2 separate regions of the Mus musculus genome follow, and region 1 is linked to region 2. Evidence: chromatin loops called from intact Hi-C (ENCODE). Cell type or tissue: heart. All regions are shown on one strand. Each heading gives the region's core, and the rest is flanking DNA. Links, peaks and the distances in the headings are about the cores only.

Region 1 (8,335 bases), core at 48-8,047, 100 kb before region 2:
CCAGCTGTCGGCATACATGTCCCCTTCATTCAGCAATGAGAGCAAGACAAAAAGGGACATTTATGATCACACCTCTGTACAAATAGGAGCCTGCGATTCCACTCCTCCCGCCTGCCTGTATTTACTGGATTCCAGGGACACAGGCAATAGCTGGATTATTTCCTTTTTTGCAGGGTTATGGATCAGTCCCAGGGCCTCCTGAATGTTAGGCAAGAACTCTACAATCGAGTTACACCCTGGCCCCCGATATTTAGATTATAAGGAAGGCCTAAGAGAATGGTGGTGCTTCCTAAAGCCTGGTGATGGGCAAACCATTTCCAGGAATATCTGGGTGTTCCTAAGAGTAAACCAGGAGGCGTGGCTTCTCTTCTGTGTGGTTCAGACACTGGCTAGTTAAACCCGGGTCCCTTAGTCTATCCTCAATTTCCTCAAGTGGGAGACTGTCAATGAATTCTACTTAGCTTGTCGAAATTTCTGAGAATCGTTATGGATGAAGCTCACAAGTCAAACTTTGCAGGTCCCTGAAGAGAAGATGTCTGTCTCACCTGGGGCTCTCTGTTTCCGGAATATTCCACATTGTATTAGTTGTGGTCATAAGTCATCCAGGCAAGATTTGAGAAGCCACCAGGGCACAAAAAGGGGAAGCGAAGAGACGCAAACAGATGGGTGCTTTATTAAATTTTGTGAAAAGGTATAAAGACATTATCATTAATTGCACTTGGAGCCTCAAGAAGTTGGTTATTAAAATTTTCAAAAATTTAAGAAGTTAATCAGGCTCCAAATCCTGAGTCAGACTAAATCAAAATAGGAATATTGATAACAACTGGAATTCAAGTATTGGTAGTCAGCAGTCCCAAAAGAGAACAATTAGGCATGTGACACCTGAGAGTATTTTTTTTTCTTTTTTTTTTTTTTTGTTGTTGTTGAGAATTTCAGGTTTGATGGGAGGAAACTGACATCATTAATTTACCACACCTTACCAAAAAAAAAAAAAAAAGTTTTCTCATCCATTTACCCTTTTACCATTGAGGTCCACATCAGACTCACCAAAGCCCCCAAAACAAGGCTTCCTCCCTGGTCCACATCTAAAGCTAGAGAAGATTCTGTGGGTTTTGTTTGATTGTTCTTGAGACAGTGTCTCAAATAACTCAGGCTGGCCTCAAACTCTGTATGTAGCTGAGGTTGACCCTGAACTTCTGATCCTCCTGCCTGGTTACCATGGCTGGGATGGAACCCCGGGTTCCACAGTAGCTGTAGCAGCTCTACCCACTGAGCGGTGTCCTCAGCCCCTCCTGTTTTGTTTCCTTTCGTTTTTTTGTTTTTTTTTTTTGTTTTTTGTTTTCCCTAAATCATACTTTTCACATTCACTATGATGCTGTGTGGCACACGTAGGGGTTCTTGCTATCTGTGAGATTATTTAACCACATGCATTGTCTGAGATCCAAGAACACATCTGAGTGAAGGAGGCAGTCTTTTCCTCGTCCAGAGAATTCTTTAAAAAAAAAAAAAAAAAAAGCCACAAATGAAAACAAAGGACCCAAAGGGATGTTCAGACCGAGTTACTCTGATTTGGGCCGACATGGCTTTTCGGAAGTGTAGACGCCAGGTAAATTCAGGGTGGCTTTTTTCTCCGGATCTGGAAGTGTGAGCGTCTCTGGAGCAGATTTTTTCCGGGGCCGGTCTTTGGGAATGGACAGAAATTCTGGCGCATCTGTGGAGAGAGGGGTGGATGGGGCGCTGGAGGGGGCGCTGCGCACCGAGGAAGGCAGTAGGGCGATGCTGGAGATAGAAATGGCCGGTGGGAAAACGCCAATCTTCTTGTTGGTGGCTTCCTGAGTGGCTCTTTCGAACTCTCGCACTTCATCCATTGTCATGTCTTCAAAGGGAAAAGCGGAGAAAAGAATAGTTACTGTTCGGACGGGCAAATGGGTTTATTGCTAAATCTGGGGACACTACCATGAAGCTGATGCCTACCCAATCACAAACTTGACATGTCTTTGAAATATTAGACCCTCATTTTTTTTTCTCCCCTGCCCCCCACATCTGTGTTACTAAGACACATCCCGGAAAAGAACATTTCTTTTTTTGGATATTAACCCAAGAGTTTTCAAAGGACTCTTAGTAAGTATTAAGGAATGACTGAAATACACTTTATCTATCTATTTGCTGTGTGTGGTGTGGGTGGCTGAGTCTCGGGGGAGAGAGGATCGGGTTCATTGGGTTGAATTCAGGTTGCCAGGCTCGGCAGCAGTGGCTGCCTTTACTTGGTGAGCCATCTCATTAGCCTAGTTAGTATGCATTAAAAATATTTGTGTGTGTGTGTGTGTGTGTATGCATGCATAGGTGTGTCATGTACGTGGTGTCTGTGTCTGTATGAATGTGTGTGCATGCATGTGTGTTGTGTGTATCTACGTTGGCTTACTCAGGCTCATTCAGTTCTTCTGGCCCTCTGCCATGGTCTCAGTGGTTCAGGTCTCTTTGCAGTGTTGAATGTGGCATGAACACTGACAACCTATGTTAATCATTAGGTGTTCTTTGTGGGGCTGGGGATCAAATCCAGGGCCCCGAGTATGCCAGGCAGGGGCTCTACCACCAAGTCACACCACTGGGTTTCATAACATCTGGACAAAGAAAACAACAAACACTTTTTGTGTATGTGGGGGTGTTCTGTGTGGCCCCAAGGTCCGGTAACTTCGTAGACCAGGCTCTGGGACTGCAAAACCCAGATCTACCTGTCTCTGACTCCCATGTGTAGGGATTAAAGGCATGCACTATCAAATGCCAGACTCAAAAAAACAAAAACAAAAACAAAAAACCCCCACTTCCCATTAAATTGAATCTGTGACCATTTCCCTATGAAATTTTAAAAAATTTCCTGAAAGGGAAGAGTTTTTATAAAGGAGATAAAAAAAAATTACAATTGTGTTGACATAATATAAAATTTATATGGTTTTAAGAAAACTCGTACCTATTAACTTACCACTTTTAAGTGAATGAGTGAGATTCATTTCTTTAAAGCAGCATTTGCTTGGAATTCGACATAGAATTTTAGTGAACTAGGATATATCTTTAATAAATGGATAGCAATTTGAAAAAGTGACTTGGTTAACAAGTTGCTGAAATGTTGTGATATTGTATGTTTCCAGCAGGGGGCAGAAAGGACACAGCACAGAATTTAGATTAAAAAAAAAAAAAAAAAAAAACCCAAAAAACTCAAAAAACCAAAAAACCAAAAAACCAAAACCAAAACCCCTCAGAGTCTCCTCTTCTCTTTGAAACCTCTCACTTGCCAAGCGAGACTGCTTCTTTCTTTAGTTTCTTTCTTTAGTGTGCTAACGGAAGTTAATTTTGCTTACTTCCGACTTAACTTATCCATTTTCAGGGTGATCATTTAAATTTCATTTTAGCACCCGTGAAGGTGCTAAAATTATTTTTCTTTTTCTTTGATAGGCTCTTGGGTAGATCAGGCTGGCCTCTAACTCAGTATGTAGGTGAGGATAACTTTGGATCTCTGATCTTCCTGCCTCTATTTCACCAGTGCCGGGATTGTGACAGCGGCCACCGTTTATATGGTGTTAGGGATCTAGCCCAGGGTTCTGCATAGTTAAGCACTTTGCTACATCCCTAGCCCCATTATGTGGCTTTATTACTATTTATACATTTTAAAAATATTTTTAATTCTTAGGGTGTGTGTCTGTGTACATGTGGAGCCAATTCACTCTTTCCACAGTTACCTGGGCCCTGGCAATCAAACTCAGGTCTCTAAGCTTGTATGATGAGGGTCTTTCCCTGATAGGCCATCTTGCTGGCCTATCCACACACTACTTACTTGTGGTACACACAGCCTCTCAGCTTTAACCATCTTTTTTTCATTATGGAAAAAAAAAGTACAATTGCAAAAAACAAACAAACAAACAACAACAACAACACAACACAACACATGATCCACGATCTCATGGTATCCCAAAGAAAGAGGGCAATATTATAAGATAACCATTATACTTCAATCATGGTGACAATGGGTTTCTTACAGCCAGAAAAAAGGTGGGGGTGCATTCTGAGTTATCATCTTTCTCTACACAGTTTAACGCTAATGATGAGTTAAAACGGAAAGAACACATGCAAAGGCTTTAAGCTGTAAGCTCTGTCCCTACCCCACCTCCCCCTTGGCCCATATTATAGATCAGGCTGGCCTCCAACTCAAGGCAATTCTCCTGCCTCAGCTCTCAGCCACCATGTCTGCCTTAGATCCTGAAAACAGTGGTGCTCAGTGCCCTTCAGGCATCCCTTGTCCCTTCTTCCCTCCCCTGTAGCTTTCTTTGGGTTTGACATTCCTAGGAGAAAAGGTAATCTAAAGCAAGGAACGTTCTGGAACAGTTTCCTTAAAAGAACATTCCTATCTTTAGAACAGGAAAAAAGGAGAGTTGGGAGGTATTCGATCAAAATGGGGCAAACCTTCAGCAACTCTTGCTTCAACTGGTTTCCTGCAAACCCCAATCACCGCGTGCACGACAGGGGGAAGGCGGAGCCAGTCCGCTTTCAGGCGGTCACATGCATCCAGTGGCCAATGGCATGCACTAGCCTGGCAAGGTACAGTCCAAATCATGCTCTGTGTGTGTGTGTGTGTGTGTGTGTGTGTGATTAAACATTTCCAAAACATTACCAGAAGGTCTTCCGATTCTAGAGCCTTTGTCACAACAGTTACCTCTCAAAGTTCTGTAATTATGCTCTCATTTCTTTTTTAAAAAATGGATTTATCATTTGTTTATGTATATGTGTGTGTGTGTATACACATGTGCATGCATGCAATCAATGCCTACTTAGGACAGTAGAGGGCACTGGATACCCCGGACCAGAAAGTGGTGAGCCACTAGATATGGGCGCTAGGAACTGAACTTGGGTACCTACAAGGGCAGGTGCTCTGAACTGCTGAGCTGTCTCTAGACCCTGCATTCTCACTTCTTAGAAAAGCAAAACAAAACAGAACCAAAAAAACAAAAGTAGCAGTCATGTAAAAACTGCATTCTTGAGTTTCCCAGTATCTTATAATAAATACTATTACCCTAGGGCCTGGGCATGGCAAACACAAGAATTCATCCTGTTCCGAGAAAGATCACATGTAAGAGATCTGGCTGAGACCTATGTGCCAACTTGGGGACGAGTCCTTTGTTATCCCTAGGGCCTCTTTGTTAGCATCACTGACCAAGAGATAACTATGTATTTAAATACAGGCTTCCATTTCTGGTATATACCATATAGTCAGCTTTCAGTAAACCCAAGGCTGTCAAACAACCCTGGGCTTTCTAAGGCCTTTGCTAAGTAAGTCTCAGGCTAGATCTACTATGTAGCACCCCTAAATCTCAGTTCACCACCAGCCCCCACTAGGAATGCGTGTGTGCACAGACTGTAGCTTACTCTGTAGATTAGCCTAAGTCAAAAGGAACTGACTGAGTAAAACAGCCCAAAAGAGTTCCAGAAAAGCCTCTCAGAGACCATGACAGCTGAAGAGCAAAGCCCTTCAAGGAGTACAAGTGCCAACTACGCCTTGAAAAGTCCCGCATTTGATCCACTTCACCTCTGACACCCACTGTGGCTCCTGTGCTACTTCGTGATTAGTGCAGGCCATCTGACAGGTACCCCCAAATGTTTCCACTCTCTTTTTATGACTGGGTTAGCCATGAAGAGAAGCCACTGAAGAGTGGAAAGATCTGGAAGACCCAGGTGACTGACACAGCCCACTCGAAGACTTGGGAGGGGGGCACCTTTACCCACGGTCTCTGGGAGAGGTTCTGTTTTCACAGAAGGCTGGGGACCCCGCATTTTCACGGGCTAACAGATGGGCTTCCATGTCTGTTTCCCACAGGGTGGGCAACGCGCTTTGAACAGTCTACATACACTGGTCTGTGCATGGCTCTCTATGTCATCCACAGTGGAGGAGTGCTGATTGCAAACTTTTATGTTGGTTTGTTCATGCATGTTTTTCTCGTATTCCCGAACATCATCCATTGTCATATCTGAAAAAAGTCAAGACGTGGGCAACTTCCGTTATTAAATACAAACTTTAACGGGGGACACTTTAGGGAAAGAAGGTCGCTCAGCAAAGTTTTGTTTTGTTTTTTTTTAATTAAAAAGCAGGTGACTGACTAACTTTATGGAGTAAAAATCATAAAGTTAGATAAACCAGCCAAAGAAGGGAGTGAGGGCAAAGAAGAGTGGAGGTCAAACTCGTAGGGGTGATTCTTGGAAAGTGGGCGAGAGTGTTAGCGAGTGGGCTGTGCGTAGCCTGGGACCTCCTAAAGCTTTGTTAGAAGATCTCTCTCAGGAACAGAGGGGCCGGGCGGTTTGGGTTTAAGACTTACCTTCAGGTCAAACTTTCCAGAGAGATACTAGGGCATCTTTAAGTTAGTGGATTTGACAACACCAAGCACACTTTCATTGCTATGGTAGGAGACAGGCTGTGGAGGGCAGACCCAGCGCATTCACTGGGGGTGTGTGAGAGTCAGTACAATTCTCACACAGATTTTTTTTTTTTTTGCATGGAATACAAAAGGCCAGAAAGTGCGGGTCTTTGAGTGTAGTCTGACAGCTTTGAGATGGCTGACACTCTTCCACCCACATTGATCTATAAATACGACGGTGCACAACACCACGTTTGGCTAGAATCTACAAGTTTTCAGTGTTTCAGGATAACGAGCTCTTAATGGTTTTCCCCAGGAGATGGTTTTGTGGCAGTGTCTGGTTGTGACAGCGGTGGAAAGGTGTTCTGCTGGCATCTCTCTAGGGATGGGGAGGGAGGGATGCTGTAAGACATCCTATAGGCTGGGATCTCCAATTCTCAACAAACAAAGATTTCATTCCAAATGCCAACAGTGACCGGGTTGAGAAGTCCTGCCTCATTCTTGCGACATTGGCACCTGGGAGGCTGAGGCAGGAAGATTATGGCTTCAAGGCTAGCCTGGGCTGTATGAGACCTTGTCTCAAAATCAAAACAAACAAACAAACAAACAAATACACAAACAAAAAGAAAACCAAGGAATCTCCTCTTTCTGCAAGTGAGATGTGTAAAATTGATATTTTACTGGTCTCACCTTAAACACCTGTCTTCCTCCCCACCCCCAACTCTCTTATTCTTCTGCTGGATTTGATCAGCTTTTCTCCTAGTCTAGCAAAGCTTTATCAAGTCATGGCAGAATTTCACTTCATGCCCTCACCGACCAATAAAGCATGAAGAAGAAAAAAGCATCCACGTTACCACTGATTGGCTGAGGGGGGGGATCTGCCTCGTGGGTTCCCGGCTGGAGTTCTTCCTTAAGCATTTTCTGGATCATGTGCCCTGATTTTTTTTTTTTTTTTAAATCTCAATCGAGTGTCATGTGAGGTTTTCTTTGCTTCCAAAGGGCAGACCTGCCAGAGCTCATGATTTAATTCAGTATGGTCAGGGGCTGAGGTGGAGTGTGGCCCAAAATCTAGGCCTGGGCTATTTTATTGAACTCAAGATGCTCCTGTCAGCCCTGGAGTCGTCCATCAGAATGCTGTCCACAAGCAATGTAAGTATGGAGAAGGCTAAGCTGCAGGCCGGGCAAGCAAGGACACGCTCTTTTAGAAAGCAGGTTATTGACAAGCAATAAAAGAATGCTTCTTTAGGGTAAAGACAGAAGGGACTTAGTCAACAATAACACATTCTGCAAGACCAAACCCCCACAACTTCAACGACTGATTGTCAGTATTTCTTAACCACAAACACACCTGGAAAGGAATACGAAGCAGTCCCACTTAAGTACAAGTTCAAAACTGAAAAACGTGTTTCTTTGTGTACCCGTCATTAACCAATTAATTGGGAAAACGAAACCCAGAGAAGGCAAAGAGTCCACTGCCTTACTGGGATGAATCTTCACAGAAGGGAGGGACTTACCATGGGCAGACTCTGGACTTTCAGAGCCGTATCAGTTTTGTGGGCATAAGAAAGGGTTCGGCGGCAAAGATGATCGGTGCCTTGCTCATAGTGAGATTTGAAAACAAGTCAAGGGACTGGTGGAGCCATGTGATTGACAACAGAACCAAAAGCATAAGACCAAACCAAACGAGGTAGAAGACCATGTAATACTGGTAGGGAGGGTCCTTATGAGAGCATCTATTTCTGCTCCCCCTCGCCACGCCCTCTCTCTGAGACAGGGAGGGTTTCATGTAGCCCAGGTACCAAATCTCCCTGTGTATCCTAGGAGGACTTCTATCTCCTGATCTCTTCTATCTCCACCTCCCAGTGCTGGATGCTGCTGCGGCTACAAGCTAGGTAAGCTACCTGCTAAGAAAAAGCTCCCTAAATCTTGAAATACCT
Region 2 (8,335 bases), core at 312-8,311:
TTTACACGACACGTTGGCTGGGACTCCAAGGCAGGTGTGGAAGGGATCTGTCTCCATGGTGCCATTCCCGGGAGGAGAGTCTGTGCTCTCCTTGAGTGACTGGTGACAGACTCTCAGCTGTGGCTGTCCCTTACTCACCTGTGCAGGGTTTGTCTAGGCTAACCCTAGGCCTCACGGAGACACAACACAGCTCGGGGAATCGATCGAAAGAGTCATTTGATTCTCCTTAGTTATTAGAATTTGGTCGTCCTCTTTCATCTGAATCATTCAAATGAGTAACAGTAGACCATCCCAAGCTCACAGCTCGGTCTTTTTGTGGAACAGCTGCTATTTTAACTACCAGACAGTTGTGTCTAGGGCTAGCGCTTTGGCTCAGTGGGTGGAGTGTTTGCTTACCGTGCACACAGTGCTGGGTCTAACCCCCAACACTGCATCAACTGGACCTGGTGATGCATACCTGCGAGCCCAGGTAGGATGGTAGGAAGCTCAAGACTACCTTCAGCTCCATAGCCAGTTCAAGGTCAGTTTGACCTACATGAATATAAAGGTGCATCATTTGCCATGGTCTCTTCCATGGGTTCTTATTGAAGATGAATTTGATGGAGGGGTGTGGTTATAGCATCAATATGTATGCACCCACTGAACACTGTAGGACACTCTTGTGAACATTACAAAACTTCAAATTCCTACAAGAAGGAAGGAATTCTTCTCTTATAAGAGTGTAACACAGGGGGCTTGACACTGTTGGCTTGTGTGGAGGTTTTTCTTTTTCTTTCTATTTTAGTTCAAGAATAAAAACCCCACATCATCAGTTCAGATGGCAGCTAATGTCTTCAGTACCTTCCTTTGGGACTTGATAAACTTTAGAAGAGCTGGTGGTTCCGAAGGGCTGGCTAAACGATCTACTGTCTGGAAGAACGTTGTCACACTATTCTTGGTGTAGTGTGTAATTAAGATCCCCACCCCACCCCCATCCCATAATCAAGTTAAAGATATTTTTTCCACTTCTTGGACAAGTGACGTCTCTATATAATACACTCCCAGTGACGGAAAAGCTTTTTATTTCTTGATAACTGGGATCAGGTTGACCTCTAAATGACCCTACATAGAAAGTCCTCCTGTATGGGTATTGTCCCCAGCGAGGGGATAGGTTAAGGTTCAGGTGACAGACTGGACAGTCACAGAGAGCTACTGGTGAACTTACTACAGCTCTGGATGACTGCTAACGTGCAGGATCATGGGTTTGGAGTTTGTAGGGCCCCAGGGGCTGCCTTTCAAAGAAAGAACTCTCTGGCAGTCTTGGGAGAAATTCTGTTTTGGGATGTAGGACAGGAAATCTTGAACTTGAGAAAGACATCAAAAAGAGAGGCAGTTAAGATGAAAGGATTGGGGGGTAAGGAGCTCAATTAGACAGCGGTGCAGCCGGGAGAGAGGAAGGCAATTGAGAGCATCCGCCAGCCATCCCGGTGCAGAACCGTGTTCAGAGTACAGGGTGGGCAGAGAGCGTGAGAACGCGGCCCAGCCCAAGCCGTGGGTGGCGGCTGCAGGATGTGCTATGCAGGCCTGCAGGAGTGCACCTGGAGCCAGAGGGAACATTTCAGATCCCCAGTGGCCCGGGAGATGGAAAGAAAAGCAGGCCTATTTTGGAATGGAAAATAAACGCAGACTCATCAGGAACAACATGGTTTCCCTACGGAGACTAAACGTAGACTCTGACCCGGCATTTTGCAGCTTTCTGAATTGCTATCTTCCTGATGACAAGGATCCAGTGGCAGTACCTACCTTATGGTGCCTAGATCAGCATGCTATACACTGAATTGTCCTGTCCCTGCTTCAGTGTCAAAGCCCTAACTCCCAATATTTAGAGCTGAGACTTTAAGGAGGAAGTAGGTTTAGATATGATCAGAAAGATGGAGTCCCCAAGATGGAATTTGTTCCTTATAAGGAGAGAACAGAAAGTGTGCTTTCTTGACCGCCCATGTTACTTACCATGTGGAGAGAAGTTTGCTGTTTGTAAACCAGGAAGAAAGCCCACCCCAGGAACAGAGCTGGAAGTGATCTTAATCTTGGACTTCCAGCTTCCAGGAAGGGCAAAAAATAAATATCTGTTGTTTTAAATTGCCTAGTCTATGATAATTCATCTAAGTGTCCAAGCTACAACATGGCAGATGTCTGCGAAGTAAGTTCTGCCCTCCCCCAGGTTAACCACTATCTGCCAGACACGTTCTTATGTTTTACTTAGGCCATATATATTCCAATCATAACATTTACATACAACACTGAAGTACCGACAGGCTATCCTTGGCTACGTAGTGAGTTGAGGCCAGCCAGAGACATTCGAGACCCTGTCTCAAAAACAAACAGACAGACAAACAAATGGATAGCAACAACAAGCCTACCATCATCAACAAAAAGCCTGGGAGAGTTCAGCTGGTAAATTTGTTGGCAAGCATTTCGTGAAGCCCTGGGTTTAAGCCGTAGTACTAAATTAACTGGGCATGGTGATGCCTATCTGTAATTCCAGCATGCATATGGAGACAGGAGTTTAAACAAGAAAGGAAGAAAGAAAAGAAATATTGGTCTGTGGAGATAGCTCAGTGGATAGAAAGCCAGGCAAGTCCTATGACCCCAGTTAGATCCCAGAACCCAGAATGGAATGAGAGATCCAAGCCCTGGAAATTACTCTCAGGCTCCACGAGTGTGCTACGGCATTCACACACACCCTCACATGCAAATCACCCCCACACAACAACAACAGACACATTTCTCTCTTAAGAAGGAATACTGACAGTCATGTGTCCAATTGTCACATTTAACATTCCCCAGCTGTCCACCTTACCACCTATACCAAGCGTGACTGAGCCAGGAGGTGCCTTCCAAGGCTTTCTGAGAGCCCTTGCCTGGCCTTGGAGTTACCGTGGCATATCAGATGTGGCTAGGTTCCTGGTATATACCCTTAGCATTTCTTTCTCTCCCTGATCCAGAGGGAATCTCAGGTTGTTTTGTGTGTTGGGTTTTTTTTCTCTGTTATTTATTTGTTATTTATTTATTTATTTTGAGACAGAATCTTACTATGTGGACAAATGGTCTCATACTCACAGACTCTGACTCCTGACTTTTGGGATTAAAGGCCTGTCCCATTGCACCTGACTATAGATGTCTCAGTCCTTATAATCTAATTATCAGACTTGAGTCCCTATCATCGGCTGTTACATACAGGTTAGACTATGTCCCATAAATGTAGGACATATTGATACCATAAGTATACACACACACACACACATATACATATAAGTATGTGTATGTTTATATATTATCTGTTTATATATATATTATATATATTATCCGAAAATTCACATGTAACTGCAGCCTTTACTTTCCTCTACTAAGGCTAACAGCCTTACCTCTTAGCTCCATGAATCAACCCCAGCTTAAGCCTGTTGTACTCTACCCTCTCCCATGGCCTGCACTGGGCACCCCGCAGACTGTCTCTGAACTCAAAGCTCAAACCAGAGGTCAAGGGCCTTCATTTCCTGTGGCAGTGGCTTGTCGGCCCGGAGTCCCCCAAATGATCTTCGCTTCTTTCCTCTAGTCTGATCCTCAGCCGGCAGGCAGGCAGCTCAGCTTGCTGATTATGCAGTCCTGTGGGACACGTCTGAGGCCAGCTGAGTCCTCTCTGACCTCTAGAAGACCCTAGGACTTGCTGACAATACGAAACTTTGACTAGGATGGCCACGCACTTGCCACGAGATTATGACCCCAAAGGGCAGAGATGATGGTGCCAAGAGCCCTGTGGTAACATTAAACATGATGCTCTGCACACTTGGCTGCCCAGTGAGTGACTGCTGACCTCAGACAGAGGGACAGTCACCCAACGAATTGAGGAAGAAAGAAATCTGCAAAAGACATGGGGCCAGAATAACGGGGGAGGCAAGGAAAATGCTGAGTCAGACAGAACGTCATATGGTGCAGTGCTGGACAACGAGAATGGGCTTCCTCTTTGAATACTGTGCCCCCCACACCCAATTTCCTTGAACAGGAATGTCTCACTAGCGCTGCAAGAAAGCTGGTGGGCAGAGGCTTGGCAGAAGTTCCAGCCATCGAGAAGCCCTCAAGAGGAAATGAGGATCCTATTGGAAGACTTCTAGGCCGCACAGGACAGCAATGTCAAACGTTGGCATTTAATTTCCGGGTCTGTAAAGGGGTTTTTAGATTGGACTGAAAGGGGTGAGATAGTCCTGAATGTGGGTGGCACCCATGGGCTGGCTTCTAAACTGACTAAAAAGGATAGAGAAAGCTGAAGGCCAGCATTCGTTGCTTTCTGCACTCTGACAGTGGATACAACTCGACCAAGCAGGTTCTTATTCCTGGGGCCATGCCTTCCCCTCCATGATGACCTGTGTTCCTTCTCACTGTGAACACAAATAAACCCTTCCGTCCCCAAGTTCCTGGTCCCAGCAATGATAAAGTAGTGAATATTCTTTAGAAATGACACAGTAACATCATTCAGACATGTGTTCTCTGTCACTATTATGTATCACGAGTGGGTATGATGATGCACGCCTTTAAGCCCAGCACCCTGGGAGGAAGGCACTGGTAGGTGGTTCTCTGTTCAAGGCCAGCCTGGTCTACAAATCAAGTTTCAGGCCAGCAAGGGCTACGTGGTAAGGCCCTGTCTCCAAAACCAAAACCAAAAAAACCAAAACCAAAAATAAACAAAACAAAACAAAACAAAAACTATGACATTCACATGTCACATGGGGTCAAGTCAAGGTGGTTTAATTCTAAGGCTCCAGGCAAATGACTATCTTTGTGCAGTTTTTTTAATCATTGTTTTTTTGTCTTTGTTTTTGACACAGTTTCACTGTGAAGCCATGGCTGGCATCACAGAGATCCGCCTGTCTGTGTCTCCCAAGTGCTGGGATTAAAGGCTTAGGCCACCACGTCTAGCTTTTTGATGCAGTTTTAAACGTAACAAATCTCTTTGTCCATATCATCATTGATTTCATCTCAAATGAGAGGCATAATCTTTCCGAGTGGGAAGAAGGAAAGCATTGAATACTCACTCCCTAGTCAGTCCTTCCTTCCATGACTGCAGCTGGAGCCCGGTCTGTCTTGATAGGGACTGAGCTCTGCTTCTAAGTAGAGTCCACTGGGAGAACAGAGCCTTCTGCTACAATGTTACAAAGACCAGCCGACACGTGCTAAGTACTGACCTTGCACCCAGCACTAGGCTGAGATTCCAATTGTTCAGCACCGTTTCCACTACACCTTCATGAGACAGTGAGAGCTCCCCTACTTCTAAACGAGGAAATGAAGGCCCCCAGGAAGGCCATTTGGAGGCACTGAAGTCAAGGATTCAACCAACTCCAAAGTCCACCATCTTTATGGGAGCGCACTGTGTGGTTATCATATGTATGCTTGGGTGCGTATGTGCATGCAAATGTTCATGAGTAAGCACACGGTTGATGTTAGCTGTCTTCCTTGCTTGCTCGCCACCTTATTTTTTGAGACAAGGTCTCTTCCTGAGCCAGAAGCTCATCATTCAGTCTGGCTGACAGCCAATAAGTGTCAAGGGTCCGCCCGTGTCCCCACCTCCCACAGTACTGGATTATAGACGTACACCGCCAAGCCAAGGTTCCATGTGGAGCTGGTATCTGGGCTAGGATGTGAACTCAGCTCCTCGTGGTTTTGAGACAAGCATTTACTAACTGAGCTATCTCTTCTCCCTAGGCTTCCAAAGTCCACCCCGTCGTGATCATTCAATATACAGAGAAAGAGGCTGGAGAGATGGCTCAGCGGCTGAGCTGCTCTTGCAGGACCTATAATTGGTCCTAGCATCCATACCAGGTGGCTCAGAACAGCCTGTAACTCCAGTTCCAGGGAATCTGCCCTTGCCTTGATTAGTGATTGATGTGGGAAAGCTCAGCCCACTGTGGGCGGAGCCACTCTGGGACAGACGGTCCTGTGGTGTATTAGAGAGCAAGCACACTGAGAGCCAAGAGCAGCAAGCTGGTAAGCAGCGCTCCACCATAGCCTCTGCATCAGTTTCTTCTTCCAAATTCCTCCCTCGTTTCCCTTCATAACGGGCTGTGATCAGGACGCTTAAGCCAAATAAACCCGTTCTGCCCCCAAGTCGCCTTTGGTCAGTGTTTTATGCCAGCAACAGGAAGCCAAGTAAGACTTAGTCCTTACTTAGTCCTTACTAAGGACTTCAATTAGTTTGTCAAGCAAAAGTGACCGACCACTCTAACACCTGTATGACCATTTGCATATGCATCTCCCCCATGTATAAGCCCCTCCCCCCACCAAAACAATACTGTCTTTAATGCCACATTGCAAGACACTCTTTTATTAGTGAACTCTTACCAGTAAAGCAGTCAGGCTATATAAAGAATTGCAAGCCCAAGTTAATTATGTAAAGTGACTATTAAGGCACTTTGAGTTACATTAATATTCTTGAAAAAAAAAAGAGAACACTTAGCTTATTGAATTATATATATGTAAAATTATATAATAGCCTACATTTAAATAATTCTGATTCTGATTATTCCTCTTTTTTAAAAAAATGACTACATCTATAAGACAAATATGAAGAAGATTTCAATTAACCCACAGATCATAGGCAGAATATTTTTGAAAATTAAATGAACTTACAGTGTATTCTGATTCCAGACGTTCAGATGGCAAAGAGCAAAAAGAAAAGGAGAAAAAAACAATGAGTTAGACCAGGTCTATGGAACACAAACCAAACGACTGATAGTTCCTGACAAGTTATAAGTGTTAAGAATGCGCTAAAAAAATTGGATTTTTGTAAATCCCGAATGCCTCTGTGTTTCATGGTACTCCTTCATTTGGCCAAATCAGGTCAGTTAGACAAGATTCAATTAGCCTATAGGTTTGTAGCTAATTAAAAAACCCAAGTGTTGGCATTGTAAAATCAGAACGAGAGGCTAATAATTCCAGTAGAGCATTTCATTAACCACAGAGGAAATCTTTTCAGTGATTTTTCTCTTTGTCTTCCTTTTTTTCTTTTTCCTTTTCTTTTTTCTTTTTTTTTTTTTAAACAATTCACAAAGAACTTTGCAAAGATGCTGAAGTGGGATCCTGAGATGCTGCCCCCCCCCAAAGTGTCTGGGGGGGGGCTACAACCCAAGCTTCAGAGTCTGGTGTGGGGTTGGGGGGGGGTACTGTGCTGATACAATATTCAGAACGGAAAGCATTATAAAGAAGAGGCATTAAAGCTTTCCACATTCTCTGAGAGGAGAGAGAATCTCTGCAAAATAGCAACAACCCAACTGAACAAGTTGTGTGTGGGCACAATATAGGGGACCGACCAATGAGAAGACCTCGGAACAGGCCCCATGGAGACAGTCTGTCCCCGCCCAGTGAAATCCCATAGTGCTCAGCCTGTACTTGCTGCTGGTAGCTGACCTGTCCTGAGGACTTACCTGTGATGGTGTATGGGTAATAATTCCACGCCTTCTCGGTCACATAAAATATTTTGGGAACAACAGCTCTGGCCCAACTAGGCAGCTTGCTGAAAAAAGAAGAGGAAGAGGAAGAGGGAGAAGGAGGAAGAGGAGTGGGAAAGAAAAAAAGTTAGAGTTTGTTCGGGCCTTATTTAACTTATTTAACTTCCTGGATATAAGGCATATTATTGCTAAGGTTCTGTGGCCTCTCTTCCCTCCATACCTCTCTTCTCCATCTCTGTGGTATTTCTTGGAGTCACTAATTTTCTTGGACATACTTGTGTGTGTGTGTGTGTGTGTGTGTGTGTGTGTGTGTGTGTGTGTGTGGTGTGCATAGGTGCCTACACTGGACAGTAGAGGGCACTAGATCCCATGGTACTGAAGTTCCTTATTTGAATGCTGGGAGCCAGACTCTGCTCCGTGGAAGATCAGCAAATATTCTGAACTGAATCCCAATTTTATTTCTTCCCAGCACAAATCAGGATAGCTCACTATCCTAGGATGCTAGTGTCTAGCCCCTCCCCCTTGTGATCAGAGACAAGGACACCATAAATCATCGGCTTCTTGGGCCTCCACGACAGCAAGGAACAACAAGAAGCAATCTGAAGGGACTGGCGAGATAGGTCAGCTTGTAAAGAGCTAGTGGAGAAGTATGAGGACGTGCGCTTGATGCCCAGCACCCATGAGAGAAACATTCCAGCTCTGGTGAGGCAGAGGCAGGCAGATCCGTCAGGCTGGCTGACCTGCTAGTCGAGCCTAATAAGCAAGATCAGGCCAGGAGACCCTGGTGGCGAGCTCCCAAGGAATGCTATTTGAGATTGGTTCTCACGCTCACGTGCACACACCTCCCACAGCCCCTCCCC

What was found. Hi-C counts contacts between places; a loop is a spot of excess contacts. Peaks named below come from ENCODE experiments on the same cell type or tissue, not always from the same donor. Only the 100,000 strongest peaks of a DNase experiment are listed, where the experiment ranks them.
Region 1: it touches region 2 in a loop (2.1-fold over the local background); 2 of 42 quality-filtered maps call a loop at or near these places.

What each region holds. Positions count from the first base shown.
Region 1 is chr11:107,210,783-107,219,117 of GRCm38, forward strand. Pitpnc1 (phosphatidylinositol transfer protein, cytoplasmic 1) reads right to left here. Exons shown (of 9, transcript NM_001359616.1): 9 at 1-1,876. The coding sequence ends at 1,560. Among named protein-coding and RNA genes, the nearest start is that of Nol11, 26 kb to the left of the region's middle. In heart, for the core only: CTCF peaks have their summits at 3,139 (motif pointing right) and 4,803 (motif pointing right); no DNase peak of the experiment used is centred there.
Region 2 is chr11:107,314,136-107,322,470 of GRCm38, forward strand. Pitpnc1 (phosphatidylinositol transfer protein, cytoplasmic 1) reads right to left here. Exons shown (of 9, transcript NM_001359616.1): 3 at 7,452-7,540; 4 at 6,658-6,665. Among named protein-coding and RNA genes, the nearest start is that of Gm11716, 18 kb to the right of the region's middle. In heart, for the core only: no CTCF peak of the experiment used is centred there; DNase peaks (open chromatin) are centred at 1,576 and 3,806; H3K27ac peaks cover 499 bases.